Regions from separate parts of the Homo sapiens genome. Here region 2 is linked to region 1. Evidence: chromatin loops called from intact Hi-C (ENCODE). Cell type or tissue: psoas muscle. All regions are shown on one strand. Links, peaks and the distances in the headings refer to the core of each region. The heading gives the core; the rest is flanking DNA. Region 1 overlaps LOC112267855. Region 2 overlaps LOC105378198 (a long non-coding RNA gene).

Evidence for each region. A loop is a pair of places that touch in the nucleus more often than their neighbours do. Peaks named below come from ENCODE experiments on the same cell type or tissue, not always from the same donor. Only the 100,000 strongest peaks of a DNase experiment are listed, where the experiment ranks them.
Region 2: it touches region 1 in a loop (2.5-fold over the local background); 6 of 110 quality-filtered maps call a loop at or near these places.

The regions. Positions count from the first base shown.
Region 1 is chr5:140,569,755-140,579,893 of GRCh38, reverse strand. It overlaps LOC112267855, which reads left to right. Exons shown (of 9, transcript XM_024446282.2): 9 at 4,318-5,149. The coding sequence ends at 4,492. It overlaps LOC124900208 (small nucleolar RNA SNORA27), which reads right to left and starts at 227; the gene lies at 102-227. RefSeq lists enhancers at 9,159-9,658, 9,659-10,139. In psoas muscle, for the core only: a CTCF peak has its summit at 4,324 (motif pointing left); DNase peaks (open chromatin) are centred at 4,333 and 8,573; H3K27ac peaks cover 3,190 bases.
Region 2 is chr5:140,730,220-140,740,358 of GRCh38, reverse strand. LOC105378198 (a long non-coding RNA gene) reads right to left here. Exons shown (of 4, transcript XR_001742904.2): 2 at 8,199-8,262; 3 at 6,792-7,274. Among named protein-coding and RNA genes, the nearest start is that of ZMAT2, 35 kb to the right of the region's middle. In psoas muscle, for the core only: a CTCF peak has its summit at 5,808; no DNase peak of the experiment used is centred there; H3K27me3 peaks cover 612 bases.

The DNA of each region.
Region 1 (10,139 bases), core at 1,175-9,174:
TCTAATATTGCCTTTTGTATTTAATTGATTTTTTGCAATGTGCTGTGTTGATTTTTTTCGCATTACCTTTTTGATATTTTTTTCCTTTTTATTCTTTTTCAATTTCTTTCCTCTGACAGGATACAAGACAAACACTCAGTTTGCCTGAGTTTTAAAAGGATATTTCCTTTGCCCCAATTAATGAGCAATAAAGACACAAATCCATTTGGCAAAGTGAACAGGGGTTTTTCCATATTTTTAACGGTTATTTTTCTATTGGCCAGGCATGGTGGCACAGGCCTGTGGTCCTAGCTACTCAGGAGGCTGAAGTGGGAGGATCACTGGAGTCTGGAAAGTTGAGGCTGCAGTGAGCCATGATCGTGCCACTGCACTCTAGCCTGGGTGACAGAGTGATACCCTGTCTAAAAAAGCAAGACAAAACAAAAAAACCCCACTTATTTTCCTTGTGGCCATCTTGGAGATTACAATTAATATCTTAAATGTATTTTAATTAATTAATTTATTTATTTATTTATTTATTTATTTTGAGACAGAGTTTCGCTCTATCTCCAGGCTGCAGCGCAGTGGTGTGATCTCAGCTCACTGCAACCTCCGCCTCCTGGGTTCAAGCTATTCTCCTGCCTCAGCCTCCAGAGTAGCTGGGACTACAAGCGCAGCTAATTTTTGTATTTTTTAGTAGAGATGGGGTTTCACCATGTTGGCCAGGATAGTCTTGATCTCTTGACCTCGTGATCTGCCTGCCTCAGCCTCCCAAAGTGCTGGGATTACAGTCGTGAGCCACCTCGCCCGGCTAATATCTTAAATTTAAAACAGTCTCACCAGGCACAAGGGTATGCACCTGTAATCCCAGCTAATCAGGAGGCTGAGGCAGAAGGATCTTTTGAACCCAGGAGTTTGAAACCAGCCTGGGCAACATAGTGAGACCTCATCTAAAAACAAACAAACAAACAAACAAACAAAAAAAGACAAAACAAAAACCACATAGCAATCCAGCTTGAATTAATTCCAATTTAGCTTCAATATCTATAAAGATTTTACCCCATACATCTGCATATTTTCCCATTATGTTGCTAATGTCACAAATTATATCTGTATATATTGTGTGCCCATTATCATAGGTTTACAATTATTGTTTTATGCATTTGTTTTTTAAATCATATAGGCAAAAAAGAGGAGTTACAAACCAAAAATGCAATATTATGGGCTTTTATATTTACACATGTAGGAACCTTATTATTGTTCCTTATTTCTTTATATGGCTTCAAGTTACTGTCTAGTGTCCTTTCATTTCAGGCTGATGGACTCCCTTTAGCATTTTTGGTAAGGCAAGTCTACTAACAATGAATTACTTCAGCTTTGATTGATCTGGGAGTGTCATAATTTTGCCTTCATTTTTGAAGGATAGTTTTGCCAGATATATAATTCTTGATTGGCAGGATTTTTTAAAGCACTTTAAATACCATTGTCTCTTTGTATCTTTTTGGGGATTGGTTCCAGGACCCCCCTGCAGATATCGACATTCACAGATATTCAAGTGTCTTATATAAAATGATGTGGGCCAGGCACAGTGGCTCATGCCTATAATTCCAGCCTTTGGGAGGCCAAAGCAGAAGGATTGCTTGAGCCCAGGAGTTTGAGACCAGGCTGGGCAACATAGTGAGATCTTATCACTACAAAAAAATAAAAATTAAAAAAGACTGCAAAAAATAATAATAATAGCTACTTGAGGGGCTGAAGCGATAGCTTCAGTCCAGGAGGTCAAGGCTTCAGTGAGCCATGATCACACCACTGCACTCCAGCCTGGGTAACAGAGCAAGACCTTGTCTAAAAAAAATACTAATACAAATAGCTGGGCGTGGTGGCTAACACCTGTAATCCCAGCACTTTGGGAGGCCAATGAGGGTGGATCACTTGGAGTCAGGAATTTGAGACCAGCCTGGCCAACATGGTGAAACCCCGTCTCTACTAAAAGTACGAAAATTAGCCTGGCACAGTGGCTCACGCCTGTAATCCCAGCACTTTGGGAGGCCAAAGCGGGTGGATCACCTGAGGTCAGGAGTTCGAGACCAGCTTGGCCAACATGGTGAAACCCCGTTATCTACTAAAAATATAAAAATAAGCTGGGTGTGGTGGCGGGCACCTGTAATCCCAGCTACTGGGGAGGCCAAGGCAGGAAAATTGCTTGAACCCTGGAGGTGGAGGTTGCAGTGAGCTGAGATCATGCCACTGCACTCCAGCCTGGGTGATGGAGCGAGACTCTATCTATAAAGGAAAACAACAACAACAACACACACACACAAAACTAATAAAAATAAAAAATAAAATGTTATAGTATTTGCACATATAACCTATGTACATCCTCCCACATACTTTAAATCATCTCTAGATTACTTATAATTCCTAATACAATGTAAATGTTATGTAAATTGTTATACTGTATTGTTTAGGGAATCATGACAATAAAAAGTCTGTACATGCTCAGTACAGACAAAACCATTTTTCTCCCAAATATTTCTGATTCATGCTTGCTTGAATCCACAGATGCAGAGCCTATGGATATAAAGGGCCAACTTTAAGTTATCCCATGGTTTCTGGGGATAAGTCTGTTTTTAGTCTTATTGAAGATCCATTGCACATAATAAGCTGCTTCTCTCTTGCTGTTTTCAAGATTCTCTCTTTATCTTTGTGGGTTTTTTTTTTTTTTGAAGACTGTATTCTTTGTATTCACTGAAGGCTTCATTTTGTTATTTTAGTAGTCAGCCAGTGACCTAACATAGAATTCCTTAAATGCCTGCGACTAAAAAAAAAGTTTTGTTTTGTTTTTTAAAAAGGAAGAAGAAAGAAACAAATAAAAAAAGAAACAAAAAGAATAAAGAAGAATACGAAAAAGAAAACAAAGGAAGGAAGGAAGGAAAAAAGAAAAAGAAAGAATTTTCTAGGTCTTTGCAGATTGGCTCTGTGTGGAGTCACTCCTAAGCTTAGCCAGGCAATTTACAGCTCTGTTTTAGCCTTCACTTCCTGCTTGTGCTGAGCCCAAAGACCAGACAGAGATGAAAGCTTATTGTCTTATTGGGCCTTTTCTGCACATGAGTCCTACCCTGGGTGTGCTTTCTGCTCTCTCTAGTACACATGGGAACTTTTTGAAGCCCTTATTCTCCCAAAAATATCACTTCCAAACTTTTCCCAGTCTTTCAGGGTATCAGTTGTTTGCCTCAACTGTTATTTTTGCTTCAGGCAGCAGTTCCTTGTTCTTTTGTTCTTTAGCAGTTTTCAGGGAACATCCTCTGTGTAGCTGCTCTGCCTTGAGAGAGTTCTGAGATTCGTGAAGCAAAGAGAATTCCCTTTCATCAGTTCTTCAAGGGAAATTCCAGACAGTCAAAAAAGATAAACACAATTCATTGGGATCAAGATCTTCTCTGCTCCCTCCCTAACCAGGAACCCCCACCAGAAATTTGGGCTGCTGTCTTCAAGATTAGCCCTGTGCTGGGGAGGGGTTGGAGCTAGGGTAAGTTAAAACACCACAGAGATCTCTTACCATATTTAAGTTGCCTTTCTCCTGGTTAAGCATTGGTTGCTGTAAACCTCTATCTTTCAGAGTTAAAATAAGGTTGTTTCTGGCTGTTTTTGCTAGGTGTTTCTGGGGATGAACGGACTCTTGGAGTTCCCTACTCTGCCATTTTCACTGATGTCATCTTCTTTTGCCCATTTTAAAATTGGGTTGTCTTTTTATTATTGAGTTGTAAGAGCTCTTTATATATTCTGGGTACAAGTCACTTGTCAGGTACACAATTTAAATTTTTTACCATGAGAATCTATTACTTCTTTTAAAAAAAAATTTTTTTTTTTTGAGACACACTCTCACTTTGTTGCCCAGGCTGGAAGGCAGTGGTGTGATCTTGGCTCACTGAAACCTCCACTCTCTGGGTTCAAGCAATTCTCCTGCCTCAGCCTCCCTAGTAGCTGGGATTACAGGCGTGTGCTACTACACCTGACTAATTTTTGTATTTTTAATAGAGATGGGGTTTCACCATATCAGCCAGGCTGGTCTCGAACTCCTGACCTCAAGTGATTCGCCAGCCTCGTCCTCCCAAAGTGCTGGGATTACAGGTGTGAGCCACCATGCCCATGGAGAATGTATTACTTTTGTAATTTAAAAAATAATAGTAATAAAATAAAGATCTGTACAATGTTTCAAATCTGTCTGGTGATACACAAAAGTTTCTGGAAATAGTTGCCCTTTCCATCAGAGTGTAACTCTGTCCAGTTTCTTTCCCCATCCACCAGTGGACGTCGCCTTTCTTCCTCTCCCTCTTGCAGAGACTGCCCCCTGCTGCGGGTGTTGGCTGGTGAAGTTGTTGGTGAGGAGGCGGAGGGCTCTTTGCCCTGGATTGTCTCATGGCTCTTGGAAGGAAACAACTACAGTGGCCTACTTCTTCGCCTGGACCCCCAAGGTGGCCAGGGGGAGAGTGTGGAGTTCTTTGGGAAGCTCTGAGATCTGTCCTTAGGCCTGCCTCACCCATCACGCAACCGGCCTCAGCCCCAACCTCAGCCCAGAGAGAGCGTCTGACCCTCCAAGAGGGCCCCAGAGTGCCTAGGCTGACAGAGACTGGAGAGGCAAAGTAAGGTCAATAGTGAAAGTAACCCCTCACCCTTCAGAGACCTTAAACCACTTACCAAGCATTTTTGCACAAATGCCTTTGATTCTTACCACAACCCCATGAGGCAGATATAATTTACAAATAAGGAAAGAGAGGCAGGCCTAATTTATAGATGAGAATAGAGAGGATAAGAGAAGAGAAGGGAGTCTCCTATTTTCATACACCCATTAAAAATCAAGCCTCAGCTGGGTGTGGTGGCTCATGCCTGCAATCCCAGCATTTTGGGAGGCTGAGGTGGGCAGATCACCTGAGGTCAGGAGTTCAGGACTAGCCTGGCCAACATGGTGAAACTCCATCTCTACTAAAAATACAAAAATTAGCTGGGCATGGTGGCAGGTGCCTGTAGTCCCAGCTACTTGGGAGGCTGAGGCATGAGAACTGCTTGAACCTGGGAGGCAGAGGTTGCAGTGAGCCAAGATCGTGCTACTGCCCTCTAGCCTGGGCGACAGAGTGAGACTCCATCTCAAAAAAATAAAAAATAAAAAAACAAAGCCTCTGTGTCCTTAATGTAGATGCTGGTGGAAAAAAAGAAAAAAAAATCAAGCCTCTGAAATGTTATGATGTCAGGGATTTGGGGGAGGTCGAGGTGGGGGTATTGATCAAACAGAAATGGCATGAGTTGATAACTGTCAAAGCTAGGTGACAGGTAGACAGGATTTCCTATACTTTGTATATGTTTGAAATTTTCCATAATAAAAGAGTAAAAAAATGTCTGGCCCTCATCTCCAAAATCAACAAACCCACATTCATTTGGCTAGCAAGTTCCCAGACCTCCGCTGTGGGAGGTCCCTTGGAATGAGGAAGATAGGTTACAGCAGTTCACACCCACAAGGATAAAGCAGTGAGGGCCAGACGTGTTTATCTTCAGGCCAGTTTGGTATCATGTTGAAGGGCATGGGCTTGAGTTTAGGCTCTGCCACTTGCCAAGAAGTTGCTTGACCTCTTTGAGCTTCTATTGCCTCATCTGGAAAATGTCGGGGGAGGCAGGATAGATTAGAGCTTCTGCCTGATTGGAGTGTTGTGTGGATAAAAAGAGGCAATCCATGAACAGCCTTAGTGAAGTGCCATCAAGCATATGTAAAAGTCTAGTGGGAGTTAGATATTTTTATGAATAGTACTACTAATAAAAAGTAAAAGTATCACAAGCAGCGTGCTTTGGAGTCCACAGGAAGGAGTAATTCACTTGGAGTGTCCCTTTACTAGGTAGCTCCCTCAGTTTGCTCCAGGCTGCTCTGTTGGGGGCCTCAGGAAGGAGGATGCAGGTGAAACAGGTGAGGCCCACCCTGTGGGATGCAGTAGAAGAGGCTCGGGCCCGCCGGGCTGGCCTGAGGCCCCTGCGTTTAGGCCTCCTTGAGGACACCCTGACGGACAGTGGGCTAAGCCAGCTGGGAAGGGCACTGCGGGAGCTAGAGGTGAGCAAGGTGAAGCCTGAGGGCACCTGGGCTAGCCATGGCCAGTACCCACCTTGAACCCTTTCTCCATAGGTGGTAAAAGCGTGGAGCCAGCACCCAAGAAGCCAGATGCTCCAAGGAGCAGTCTGCCTTCTTGTCCTCTTTCCAAAGCACTTTGAGGAAGACCTCCATTCATTCATTGACTTATTGATTCCCAAACACTTATTGACCACCCACTGTATGCTGGGCCCAGTGCCACATAGGCCCTGGGAATTCCCTGCCCTCATGGAGTTTATAATCTCCTGGGAGGAAACAATTGCACCACCATAATCGGTGCTCTGAAAGGCTTATAAACACAGAATTCTGTGGGGCATCTAAGTTAGCCTTGGCAAGAGAGGGATGGAAGACTTCATGGAGGAAGTGATTCCTGAAGGAGGTCAACAAAGATGAGTGAAGAACCTGAAGGCAGAGAGAATGACAGGCAAAGACTCAGAGGCAAGAAAGTGCTTGGTCCCCTTGAGGGAGTGCAAGTAGCTCAATTTATTGAAGAACAGAACTTGAGGAAGAGTCAGGAGAGAAGTATTGGAGAGGACAGCAGGGGCCAGGTCACACAGGGCTTTGCAAAACAGAGGTGTTTGGACTTTGTCTTAAAGGTCACAGGTGAGCCACAGAAGTATTTTAAGCAGGAAAGAGCACTGTGCCCTTTTCAGGTGAGCAAACTGAGGCTTAAAGAAAAGATGTGAGGCTGAGCGCGGTGGCTCATGCCTGTAATCCCAGCACTTTGGGAGGCCGAGGTGGGCGGATCACCTGAGGTCAGGAGTTTGAGACCAGCCTGGCCAACATGGAGAAACCCCATCTCTACTAAAAATACAAAAATTAGCCTGGTGTGGTGGCGCACGCTTGTAGTCCCAGCTACTCGGGTGGCTGAGGCAGAAGGATCACTTGAACCTGGGAGGCAGAGGTTGCAGTGAGCCGAGATCACGCCATTGGACTCCAGCCTGGGCAACAAGAGTGAAACTCCATCTCAAAAAAGAAAAGATGTGAGAGGGCTGGGCGCAGTGGCTCACGCCTGTAATCCCAACACTTGGGGAGGCTGAGATGGGCAGATCACCTGAGGCCAGGAGTTCGAGACCAGCCTGGCCAACATGGTGAAACCCCGTCCCTACTAAAAAATACAAAAATTAGCCAGGCATGGTGGCGCATGTCTGTAGTCCCAGCTACTCAGGAGGCTGAGGTGGGAGAGTCACTTGAACCCAGGAGGCGCAGGTTGAAGTGAGCTGAGATTGCACCACTGCACTCCAGCCTGGGTGACACAGCGAGACTCTGTCATAAAAAAGAAAAAGAAAAATAAAAGATGTGAGACCTGTGAGCCTGGGGTCACAGGCATAATCAGGAGCAGCAGAAGTATAATCACACTCAAGTCCTTAGACTCCTAATCTAGTGCTCTTTCATCTCCTTAGGCTGCATGGCCTTTCTGGTCTTCCATGATTTATCACAGGGTGGTTGAAACCCTGTCCCTGTCCAGCCTCTCCTGGCCTTTCTCTTCTTTTTTCATAGTTGCTTAGAACTTGTTTTTACAGCCTTGGGGCTTGGGAATCAGGCATGGTAGCTCCTATTTATTGAGCAAGTGCCTTACTGCCCAGTGCTTTCGGTGCAGTACTTCATTTCATTCTCTCCACAACTTTTATCAGCTCGATTTGATAGAGAAGCACATGGAGACTAGGCCAGTCACCTGCTCGAGGTCATTCAGCTAAGAAGAGGAGGGGCTGGGACCCTGATCTGTCTGATTTCCAAGCCCTGATCTTAACCTACACTGTACTGGGAGGAAAGGTGTGGAACGATCACTTCTAATATCTTCTCAGCAGGTGATAGAGTCACCAGTAAACCAGAGCCCATGCCTCGAGGGAGAGCCCCAAGGTGGGTCTGGGACTTGGGGATGAGCTGGGAGTGGGACGTCTTCCCTGCCTTTGGTGTGATTAATTACATTTTCCTCTAGTGGCAGGAAGAATGGCAACTCTAAGGCGTGGCTCCACCAAAAGAATCCTCTCAGGCACCCTAAGGAATAGGTAATACCTCATGTACCCCAGGAACGACTAGAAGCTGTAGGGGGAGTGAAGAGCTGCAGAGCCCAGCTAATGTGCCCCTGCTTACCCTGCCCCAATATCAGGGAGAAATATGAAGTTTTTGACAAATAAAGGACCTGAAGGTGACTAGACCCCTAAGGCAAGGCCATGGGGAGGGACTGTTTTCCTACTTATTGGATTAAGGGTATAGGATCCTTAGAGGCACTATGGCACCTCCTGGCAGAGCCACTACCTTCCTCTCCCCACCATGGCCTCCTGAGTCTCTGCCCAGGCTACAAGCTCTTCCAGGCTAGTTAGGTCCTGGATGTTGTTCTGGGAGCAGCCCTGGTGATGAGGTTCTATTGGAAAAGTTGGGCTCTGGTCCTAAATCCGTGCACACACATGAACTTCTGACCAAGCCCAGCAGATACCAGATGTGGCCCGGCCGCTCTTCTTGGCCCAGGCCCAGAGGCAGAGACTGAGGGAGCAGCACCAAATTTGGATTCGAGAGAAGCTGAAGCATTTGGAACAGAAGGAGGAGGTGGCAGATGACCAGGTCAAAGGCCTGGTGGCTGAAGAGGAGGTAAGGAGGGTCAAATAGGGGACTTGAGGCTCTAATTGGTCCAGGCACTGTGCTAGGGGCTAGGATCCATCATCAATCACAACCGACCAGTTCATACCCTCTCTCATGGCCCTCACAGCCTTGTCAGGGATAGATGAGGCAATTCTCAGTGCTAAGTGATGGGATGGGGGATCTAGGGTTGTGTGGGACCAAAAAGGCATATCTGACCCAGGCTGGAGTGGATCAGAGGAGATGGAATCTAAGTTGAGCCTCAAAGGACAGGCAGAGATCAGCCAGGGGAATTCACTGGACACTGAGCTTAACAAGGGCAGTTACTGCTCATCAGTAACTGATGGGGGGTGGGTGGAGTGGGGACATGTTCTTAGAGAAGACAAAACAGTATAAGCAAAAGTTCAGAGGGAAGCAATGGCAAAGTGGGTCTGGGAACTGCAAATTCTCCAGTCTGGCTGGAGCTGAACAGGTGCGTAGTCAGAAGCAAGGCTAAAGAGACAAGTGTGTGCCACAGCTCTGGCTTTGGACTTTACCCCAAGGAGAGCTGCAAACCATTGAAAGGCATGTGCCATGTCAGCTCTGACCTTTACTAGCCATGAGAATTTGGGCAAGTTAGGTCACTTCTTTGATCCACTGTTGCCAAATCTGTAAGATGGCAATGCCACATATGGTTGTTATTGGATAAAATAATACACCTGAAGTATTTAGCACAGAGCCTGGCACACAGGTGGCACTCCAAAGAGTATGTGTTATCACTGAAGGCCTGCGAGGAGAGGCAGAGATGGCAGCAGGAACAGATGGTGCTGAGATTCCAGCTGGAGGCCCTTCAGGAAGAGCGGAACACAGCAGAGCAGGACCTGGCAGCCCTCTATGACCTGCATGTGCAGGCCACCCGAGCTCAGACACACCATGTGCTGCCCATCAGTGGGGATGGAGGGTAGGCCTTGAGCTGGCTCCAAGGCTGGCTGAGTGACAGGCATCTCTGAATCTGGGCACAGGTATTCTGAGCCTGGCAGGGCCAGTGGGAGGAGGGGGCCATGACCACAGAGCATCATCACTGCAGCCTGCTGGCGGGCACCCTGGAAGAAACCATCAACCTGGCCACACAGAATCAGGAGCTCCAAGCTGAGAACCAGCAGCTTCAGCAGGGTGCAGACTAGGCTGGGGGTAGTCATGCTGGACCTGTCCTGGGGAGAAACCTTAACAGGAACCCTTTAGAGGAAGTTTCTTGTCTCCTCATTCTGGAGGGTCCTAGAAGGGAGAAAAAGGTGAGACAAAACCAAGCTGATCCTTATTATGGATAATTAATAACACAAACCATGTCTCATTGTTCCAGTCCTTACTAAGTGCCTAATATTATTTTATTTAGCCTCTCCAGCTACCACATATAGTAGGTACCATTTGATCCTTATTTCAGGGATAAGGCAACTAAAGCTAGGAGAGGTTAAATAAC
Region 2 (10,139 bases), core at 903-8,902, 160 kb before region 1:
TATACAAACTATCCTAATTAATAAGAAGGAACACTTCCTAAATGATTTTCTAATGCTAAAATAACCTGATAGTGAATCCTATTGTAAAAAATACACACAAAAAAGGAAAAGCCCAGTCTAATGTCATTAATGTAAATAAATGAAAAAAAACCCATACTAATTATTAGAAAATTAAATCCAGTAGTACATAAAAAAGAATAATACAGCATAAGTAGAATTTCTCCAAGATATGAGGTTGACTTAACATTATAAAAGTAATTAGTATATATGCAAAGTTAATGAACTAAAGGGAAAATCATGATTATCTATGTACATGCAGAAAAATTACTTAATAAAATTCAACAACCTTTCATGATTTTAAAATAATCTTAATTAATCTTAAGATTTTTAGCAGATATTAGTTGTATCCTTAGGCATATAAGAGAATATTTGTAACTTGGTAAGGGTGTCCAGGGGAAAAAAAAAAAGCTAAAGCAAACATCATACTTAATGGTGAAATGATTAAAGCTTTCCCTTTGAAATCCAGAACAAGACAGGGATGTCTGCTATCATCACTTTAATCATCCTGTCGTCATTGTTCCAAAGGGCCTAACCAGTGTATACAACAAGAGAAAAATATAAAGGTCTGAGGTGTTCATATGGCATTCTCCATGGTTAGAAAAAGAAGGGGAAAAGTATAAGGAGGTTATTCCGTAGGATTTTGGGGAACAGGTGGTATTTGGTTACGTGAGTAAGTTCTTTAGTGGTGATTTGTGAGATATTGGTGTACCCGTCACCAGAGCAGTATACATTGAACTCAATTTGTAGTCTTTTATCCCTCACCCACTTCCCACCCTACACCCCTGAGTCCCCAAAGTGCACTGTATCATTCTTATGCCTTTGCAGCCTCATAGCTTAGCTCCCACTTATGAGTGAGAAGATACACCTTCTTATATGAAACTTTTTTATTTAGAGTTAAAACTCTGTATGTTTAGAGTTAATACGAGTATAAAACTCTCCTTATTTAGAGTTAATATGATTATAAACATTATAATATCCAGCAAATTTACAGAAAAACTAGTAGGTAATAAGAATAGCAAATTTTCTGAACATGGAAGTAAATATTCATGAAAGGTCATTTATAAGAAAAACAAACCTGACGCTTCATTATAAAAACAAATATTAATTACATCTCATGGGTCAGAAGTAAAATTTTTAAAAATAAAATAGGTTTTAAAATTTAAAAATATTAAATTGGCAGTGAGGGAGCAACTCACAAATTATTTTATAACGACAAATGTTATCATAAAGGCCCATGCTTAAGAATCAGGCTGAAAGTTGCTTGTTCTGGGCCAGGGGTGGTGGCTCACGCCTGTAATCCCAGCACTTTTGGAGGCCTAGGTGGGTGGATCACTTGAGGTCAGGCGTTCCAGACCAGCCTGGCCAACATGGTGAAACCCATTTCTACTAAAAATATAAAAATTAGCCAGGTGTGGTGGCCCACACCTGTAAGCCCAGCTACCAGGGAGGCTGAGGCAGGAGAATTGCTTGAACCCTCCAGGCGGAGGTTTCAGTGAACCAAGATCACACCACTGCACTCCAGCCTGGGCAACAGAGTAAGACTTTGTCTCAAAAAAGAAAAAAAAAAGTTAATTATTCTGCAGAACTTGGAGGTGATCCCAATGGTACCTCTGAGAAGCCACCCTGTCATTCTAAAAAGGATGAATACGATTAAGAAACATGTTCACCAGCCTGGGCAACATGGTGAAACTTTGTCTCTACTGATACAAAAATTAGCCGGGAGTGGTGGTGTGCACCTGTAATCCCACGAAACTGAGGCATGAGAATCACTTGAACCTGGGAGACAGAGGTTGCAGTGAGCTGAGATCGCACCACTGTACTCCAGCCTGGGCAGCAGAGTGAGACTCTGTCTCAAAAAAAAAAAAAAAGAGAGAGAGAGAGAAAGAAAGAAATATATTCAGAGGAATCCTATGAAGAAATAGAAAGTAAAACATCTAGTATTTCATCATTAATAGGTAATCATAGAGAAGAATAAAAAGAAGAATAAGGAAGGATATGAGGAGAATTGTTACTAAAGGAAATCTATGTTGTATTTTACTAATTGTTCATTTTGGGGCTTTTTTATTTTTATTTTTTTGTAGAGACGAGGTCTCACTATGTCACCCAAGATGGTCTCAAACTTCTGGCCTCAAGTGATCCTCCTACCTCGGCCTCCCAAAATGCTGGGATTATAGGTGTGAGCCACTGCACCTGGCCTCCTGTTCATTTGGATTTTCACTTCTCTGTTTTATTCTTCGTGCCTTCATCTTACTTTAATATTTTCTAAAATTCTATTTTGAGTTAATACTATGTTTTTTAGTGCATCTCTTTGTATAACATGTTAGCGGTTGCTCTGTCCACAACTTATCAAAGTCTATTCATTTTTTTCCGTCTAATTTCTCTCTGTTGTTTAGGTTGGATAATTTTTATTATTCTATCTTCTAGTTCACTTGTTATTTTTTCTGCCTCCTCCATTATGCTGCTGAACCCACCCACCCCATCCACTGAGGTTTTTATTTCAGTTATTATATTTTTCAGTTCTAAAATTTCCATTTAGTTCTTCTTTTATCATCTATTTCTTTGCTTATGCATTCTATTTTTCATTTATTCCAAGAATGTTTATAATTGCTTATTGAAGCATTTTTACAATGGCTAATTTAAAATTTCTGTCAGATAATTCTAATATCTCTGTCATCACAATGTTGGCATCTGTTGATTGTCATTTTTTCATTCTGTTTGAGATCTTCTGGTATGATAAGTAACTTTTCATTAAAACCTGGATATGTTCATATTATATTCCGCTACTCTGGATCCTATTTAAACCTTCTGTTTTAGTGGGATTTCTCTGATACCATTTAGGCAGAAGGGGGAACAGAGAAAGAAGGAGATGTCACCTAATTACTGCCAGGTGCAGGCAGAAGTCCAGGTTCCCCACAGAGCCTCCATTGCCACCTGAAGAAGGGAGCTCATTGTTACTGCTGGGTAAGCATGGAAGTTCTGGCTCCCCTGACACCACAGTGAGGATGGCCACATTACCACTGGGTAGAGGTCTAAGTCCAGTCTTCTCATATAATCCCCCCTGCTGGGAAGGGAAGTATTAACAAAAGATCATGAGATTTGAGGAAGAAGAAAAAAGAGAGTTTTATTTCCTATAAATGGTTACAATCTGCAGGTTGGGAAATGAAACATCCAGCCAAAATGAAAAGCATCTGCTTCAGAGACAAAAGGGAGAAGCTGGGACTTATGCCCAACAAGATGAGCTATATGTACATATTCAGTAGCTTATAGGAGAATCTATGAATATTTGAGAAAACCCTAATGCATGCAAAGAGAATAAACATATATGTTACATATGTTCCATGTTCATTTTGGGGTGGGGATTTAATAGTAAAGTGAAGTGGCACGTGGCTGTTTATATATAACAAGGTGAAACAGAACACAAAGGCATCTTGTGCACAGCCTCTGTGGACTAGGTGCAATCAGTCTGTGGTCGGTGGTCAGTATAACAATGGAATGTTTAATAAGGCTGGTCAGTAGTCATGGTGAAACCACGATAAAAGAGGGGAGGTCAGCCATGACATCAAGAGGTCTCTTGAGGTTGAGGGAGAAATCTTCCAGACAGTTTTTTAGGAACTCGTTTCTGTTTAATTGTAGGAAGGAAAGTTTTGAGGCAGTTAACAAGGTAGGGGAGTGTTGAGGTGTGACTGACCTCTTGCCTTGCCAAAGCCATAGAATGCAGTTTTCAAAGTTTCTGGGGTCTCTTTTGCAACAAGAAGTCCATTCTGTTTCACCTAGGGGCTTAGGGACTTTAGTTTTATTTCACACTTTCCAGCTTTAGGCTGAAATCTGCCATAGGCAGCATTGATGGCTAAATTTTCTAACATGTCCCATGTCGTTCCCAGGATGGTGTGGATACCTGCCCCAGGTCTATCTAGTCTGTCAGTGGGACTCATGTGGCTAGGAGACTTACAACCAGTTGAATATTTTAGGCCAGGCAAGAAGGAGGCAGACAGCTATTAAGACCCTTTGAACCTTTGAGACTAGAAAAACAGTAACAACAGAAAAGTTGAGAAGGTAAGTTTATGTTTATGTTGTCTGTCATTTCTATGCATTGTGCTACCATAACTTTGGTTTTAGTGACAGACTTGAAGTAGTTGGTTATAGATCTTATAAGTACTTTGACTATCAAAAATAGGAACAAGATAGTGATATGATAATGACAAGGGTTTGTAAGATGGATTGGAAGTAATTTCTAATACTGCAATGAGTCAGCTAAAAACGTTATTAAGGGGATCTGTGGTTTGTACCTCCTGTAACCAGGCAGCCTGTTGGGTGATCTTACCTACATGGGTTGTTAAATCTCCTATAATGTTGATATAAGTGCAACAAGTGGTGTGGGCTATCATGCAAATTCCCCCTTGTTTAGCAATGAGAAAACCTGGTGCAATTTGATTGTCTAAAACCACTTGAGCGAGAGAATTTAAGGACTTCTACTGTGTCATAATACTTATTGCAGCATTTTCAGCAATTTGTCCTATGGTGGCCGGCATTTTTTTTTATCGTATCTCTGTTAGTGTATACTCCGTAGCTGAGAAAAATTACACCCCAAAAACTATGCTACCACATATCCTGATATCCACTTGGTAGCTCTCTTTTAGCTTACCGGAAAGCAAGATTTTCTTTATGATTGAGATGGATGGAAAAGAGGGCAACGTAATGACCTAGAAGGCAAAGTCCTTCAACTTGCCAGCTGTTTATGCATCTGTGTGCCTCTTCTTGAACTGGGGGATCTGACTCAATTCTATATAGGAAAGTGTGTCCTCAAGGGGCACAAGTTATACCTCCAAGGGTATGCCAATTTATACGTTCATTTATGAACAAGATATCTATTATGTGAGTGAACCACGAACTGGTTTTGTTGCAAGCCTTCTAGAAGCCTGCAGAGGCATGATATCTAACAAAGAGGAGCTGTTGTCAGTGTTTGATATTTTTTCTTTGGGCATTCAGTGGTTATGTACAGTAGCAAGGGTGGGAGTCCCAGAATCTAAGGAGAAAGCTACATAGACATAAAAATCTTAATCTTTTTAAAACTCAGTTTTCTGGTTTGGTGCAGTGGCTCATACCTGTAATTCCAGCACTTTGGGAGGCTGAGGTGGGAGAATTGCTTGAGCCCAAGAGTTTGAGACCAGCCTGGGCAATATACTGAGACCTAATCTCTACAAAAACCTTTTCAAAAGAATAGTAAAATTACCTTTTACTCAAAAGGGTAAGGGTTAAGGTGTGGGTTTGGTAACAGAAGTGGTCAATAAAACTAAAATTGTGAGGAGTGAAACAGAGGAGTCCATTTTAGTTATAAAAAAATTAAACCAAGAGAGAAATCATAAATTCCATACAAATTGCTGAGGGTCACTATCTAGAGTCTGGGGGTATTCTTTAAGGTAATGGAGTATTTGATTAACAAGGAGCATGGTAACTATGTTTTCTAAAGTGAGGATTATAGGCTCTGGGAAAGGGATTTTGGACTTGGAGGTGGATGAGAAATTTTAGAAGTATCTAAAAATGGAATACAAGGGTAAGCATTGTAGCACAACATAGGATCTCCAGAATACATAATATTCCCAACGTCAGGGTAATCAGTCAATAACGCAGGTACTTGAGGCAATGGCAATGGTAATTTGTCTTAAGTCAAAAGTGGGCGAGTTAAAATACAGCCCTGGTCCAGCATCTTGGACAGGCAGTCCACCTCAGCTGTCATCTTCTTCTCAGCCATGAGGTGGAACCCTAGTCTAAGTCTGGTGTCAGATACTGGTGTTGAGGTCCAGTCTTCCGCGGAGGGAAGAACTTCGTTATTCCAAGTGAGAAATTGGTATTCAAATATGTTAAAGTCTTTTCGATAGAAAGCAATTTGGATTATAGCTTATTGCAAATGTTTTTAGAGAAGAATTAAAAACAGTAACTGTAGATGACAAAAACTTAGAATGGCTATGGTTAAAATCTAATGAAAGTTCTCAATTGACAAGAACATTTAGTTATTTACATTATATGTAGTATTTTAAGATAACAACCAAAATTATGACTGATAACACATTAGATCTTTCTGAATTTATATAAATTTTGAACCATTTATATCAACAACATATCATAGTGTAATTAAAAGAAGATCTAGTATTGCTTATTATTTGACAATGTTTTTATATAATTTACCAAATAAGCCTAATCATTTAAAATATCTCTATAAAATGAGAGATATATCTGTTGAAGCTTTTTAGGGGCCCAATTAGAAAATCTTAAAGTTAATTCTAAGTAAAAAGACTTAATTTAGGATTGATTTTGAGGATGTTTGTCAAAGATGTTAAAAGGCCCAAAATATTTGATCAAAACAGGATCACGGGTCATTGTAAAATAATATTCATTTAACCGAAGTGACAATCAAAAGACTTTAAAAGTAATACAGAAAGCTACATAAACATAAAAATATTAATCTTCTTAAAACTCAGTTTTCTGACTTGGTGCAGTGGCTCACGCCTGTAATTCCAGCACTCTGGGAGGCCGAGATGGAGAATTGCTTAAGCCCAAGAGTTTGAGACCAGCCTGGGCAATATACTGAGACCTCATCTCTACAAAAACCTTTAAAAAAAAATTAGCCTAGGATGGTGGCACATGACTGTAGTCCCAGGCGTTTAACTGTAGGAAAGAAAGTCTTGAAGCAGTTAATGAGGTAGGGGAGTTTTGAGGTGTGACCGAACTCTTACCTTGCCAAAGCCATAGAATCCAGCTTTTAAAGTTTTCTGGGGTCTCTTTTGCAACAAGGAGTCCATTTCATCTTGCCTGGGGACCTACGGGCTTTATTTTTATTTCACAGAGGGAAAAAGGGAACCTCATAACTGGTCAGCATGGATAAAAATTTTGTCCCCTATTTGGCCTTCTTTAACACCACGTTGGTGGGGTCTTGGGGTAACTTCTTATAGCCGCTCAGTGGTGGAAGTTTAGGCTCCTACTCAGCCTTTGCTGAAGTGGGTGGGGCCATAGTTGTTGGAGTGTGTGTGTGTGTGTGTGTGTGTGTGTGTTTGGTGTTTGGCTGGGGTAGAACAGTTATTGTCTAAGAATTTTATGTCTTTCTAAGCTGTCCTCTTCCTGATCCTGGTCCTATGAATAGAGAAAGCAGACTTTTGCTGGGGCTTTTAAAATCTGCGTCCATTGGCATTTCCAGATTGCCAGCTTCTTCAGTTCCAAGTCTGGAATACAAAAGGAAAAAAAAACTTACGACTGTGTTGTACCTTGAGTCTTGAGATCCCTAGCTGGTCTGCCTTTTGTCTGCCTTTCATTGTATTACATTTGTTTTATGTACAATGCTTTGGGGTTTTAGCAGGATGAATGGGGAATATTACATTTACTCCACCTTCCTGGAAGCAGAAGTATGTGTAATATTTTGAATAAATACCATAAACTATTCCATGCATTCATGAAATATGCAATTTCTCATTCACCAATGTAAATGGCTTGATTCACCATTATAGAACCATGCATAAGTACAACAAGGAAGTTTTATTTAGGGAAACTCAAGCAAAAATAAAAAGGCAATTTGTCAAATGTAAAAAGGTATTTGCCTGCAAATATAAGAAGTATAGACCAAGCGCAGTGGCTCACGCCTGTAATCCCTGCATTTTGGGAGGCCAAGGTGGATGGATCACCTGAGGTCAGAGTTCGAGACCAGCCTGGCTAACATGATGAAATCCCGTCTCTACTAAAAATACAAAAAATTAGCTGAGCGTGGTGGCACGCACCTGTAATCCCAGCTACTCACTCAGGAGGCTGAGGCAGGAGAATCACTTGAACCCAGGAGGCAGAGGTTGCAGTGAGCCGAGATCCTGCCACTGCACTCCAGCCTGGGCAACAACAGCAAAACTCCGTCTCAAAAAAAAAAAAAAAAAAAAAGAAGTATAATAAACACTTTCTATGTTCCAAACCTCTTGCTAAGCACTGTTGTAGCTCTCATAACCTATACTATATTGAGGAGCCCAAATTGCTTTCGAAAGTATTTCTACTTTCAAAAGTATTAAGTCTTTTGACTTACTTTCCATACAGCAATGCAAATAAGCAACTGCTACGCACAACAAAATAGATGAATCTAGAAACATAATGAGGGTCTTTGGCCATACCATCTTGAACGTGCCCGGTCTCCTCTGATCTTGGAAGCTAAGTAGGGTCAGGCCTGGTTAGTACCTGGATGGGAACATAAGGAGGAATGAGAAAATCAGTCACGTATTATTCCATTAATACAAAGTTGAAAAAACAAAACAATCGTAATATTAGAAATCACCTCAAGGCTTTCTTCTGAGGACAAGTGTGAGAGAAGTGACTACAGGAGGCTCTAGAAGGGCTTTATGGAACAGTCCTATTTATAGACATGTGGTGATTTCATGGTTTTCTTTACTTTGTATTAATTCATAGAGCTGTAAATTTATGATTTGGGTACTTTTTTGAAAATATACTATTTTATCTAAAGATGTATTTTTAAAAAAAGACGCACACTATTCAGCATTCAAGGTTAAATAAGAAAATACATTACGTGGGCCGGGTACAGTGGCTCACGCCTTTAATCCCAGCACTTTGGGAGGCCGAGGTGGGCAGATCACGAGGTCAGGAGATCAAGACCATCCTGGCTAACACGGTGAAACCCCGTCTCTACTAAAAATACAAAAATTAGCCGGGCGTGGCGGTGTGCACCTGTAGTCCCAGCTGCTGGGGAGGCTGAGGCAGGAGAATGGCTTGAACCCGGGAGGCAGAGCTTGAAGTGAGCCGAGATCGCGCCACTGCACTCCAGCCTGGGCGACAGAGCAAGACTCCGTCCCAAAAAAAAAAAAAAAGAAAAAGAAAAAGAAAATACATTATGTGAATTTATTCTATATACTTAAAATGAAGATTTTGTCTTTTTTCATGAAAATACAATGAGGTACCAAATTACAGCCATAAAATTGACAAAAATTTTTAAAGTTGTACAATGCCAAATATTGGGGACATGATACACTGCTGGTAGATGTGTAAGCTGGTAGAAATACTTTGGAAAACCACTGGGCAAAACTATAGAACTGAAGACATGAATCCACTAAATACTTAGCAGTTTGACTCCTAGGTATGTACCCTGGAGAAATATATGCTGAAGTGCCGCAGGACATATGTATAAGATGGGAATATCTGTTTTTTCTGGGTTTCAGTTATTATGAACAATGAACCAAAACTAGAAATGCTACAAATATCCATCAATATTAAAATGAATAAGTAAATCATCTTATATTCATTAAATGGAATAGTAACCCACAACATAAACAAAATGGATAAATCTTACAAATGTATTATTGAACAAAAGAAGCAAAACAAAACAAACACTTCAATATAACTATATTTATGAAAGTAATCAAAATAGGAAAACTAAATTATAGCACCCAGGCATTCATACATAAGTGGTAAAGATATAAAGAAGAGTGAGAAAATTATTATTATAAAAATCAGGTAAATGGAGGGGGCGGGCACAGTGGCTCACGCCTGTAATTCCAGCACTTTGGGAAGCCGAGGTGGGCGGATCACTTGAGGTCAGGAGTTCGAGACAAGCCTGGCCAAAATATTGAAACGCTGTCTCTACTAAAAACACAAAAATTAGCTGGGCATGGTGGCACATGCCTGTAATCCTAGCTACTCAGGAGGCTGAGAGAGGAGAATCACTTGAGCCCAGGAGGCAGAGCTTGCAGTGAGCTGAGATACCCCCACTGCACTCTTGCCTGGGTGAAAGAGCAAGACTCTGTCTCAAAAATAATAATAATAGTAATAGAAATATTAATAAATAAATAAAAATCAGGTAAACAGGGCTGGGCACAATGGTGCATGCCTACAGTCTCAGCACTGGAGAGGTTGAAGCAAAAGGATCACTTGAGCCCAGGAATTCAAGGCTGTTGCCACTATGATTATACCTGTGAATGGCTACTATACTGCAGCCTGGGCAACATAGCAAGACCATCTTCTCTAAATACAATAAAAATAAATAAGATAAACAATCAGGTGAATGGTTAATTCCAAAAGAAAGTGAAGGGATTGTAAAAATCAAA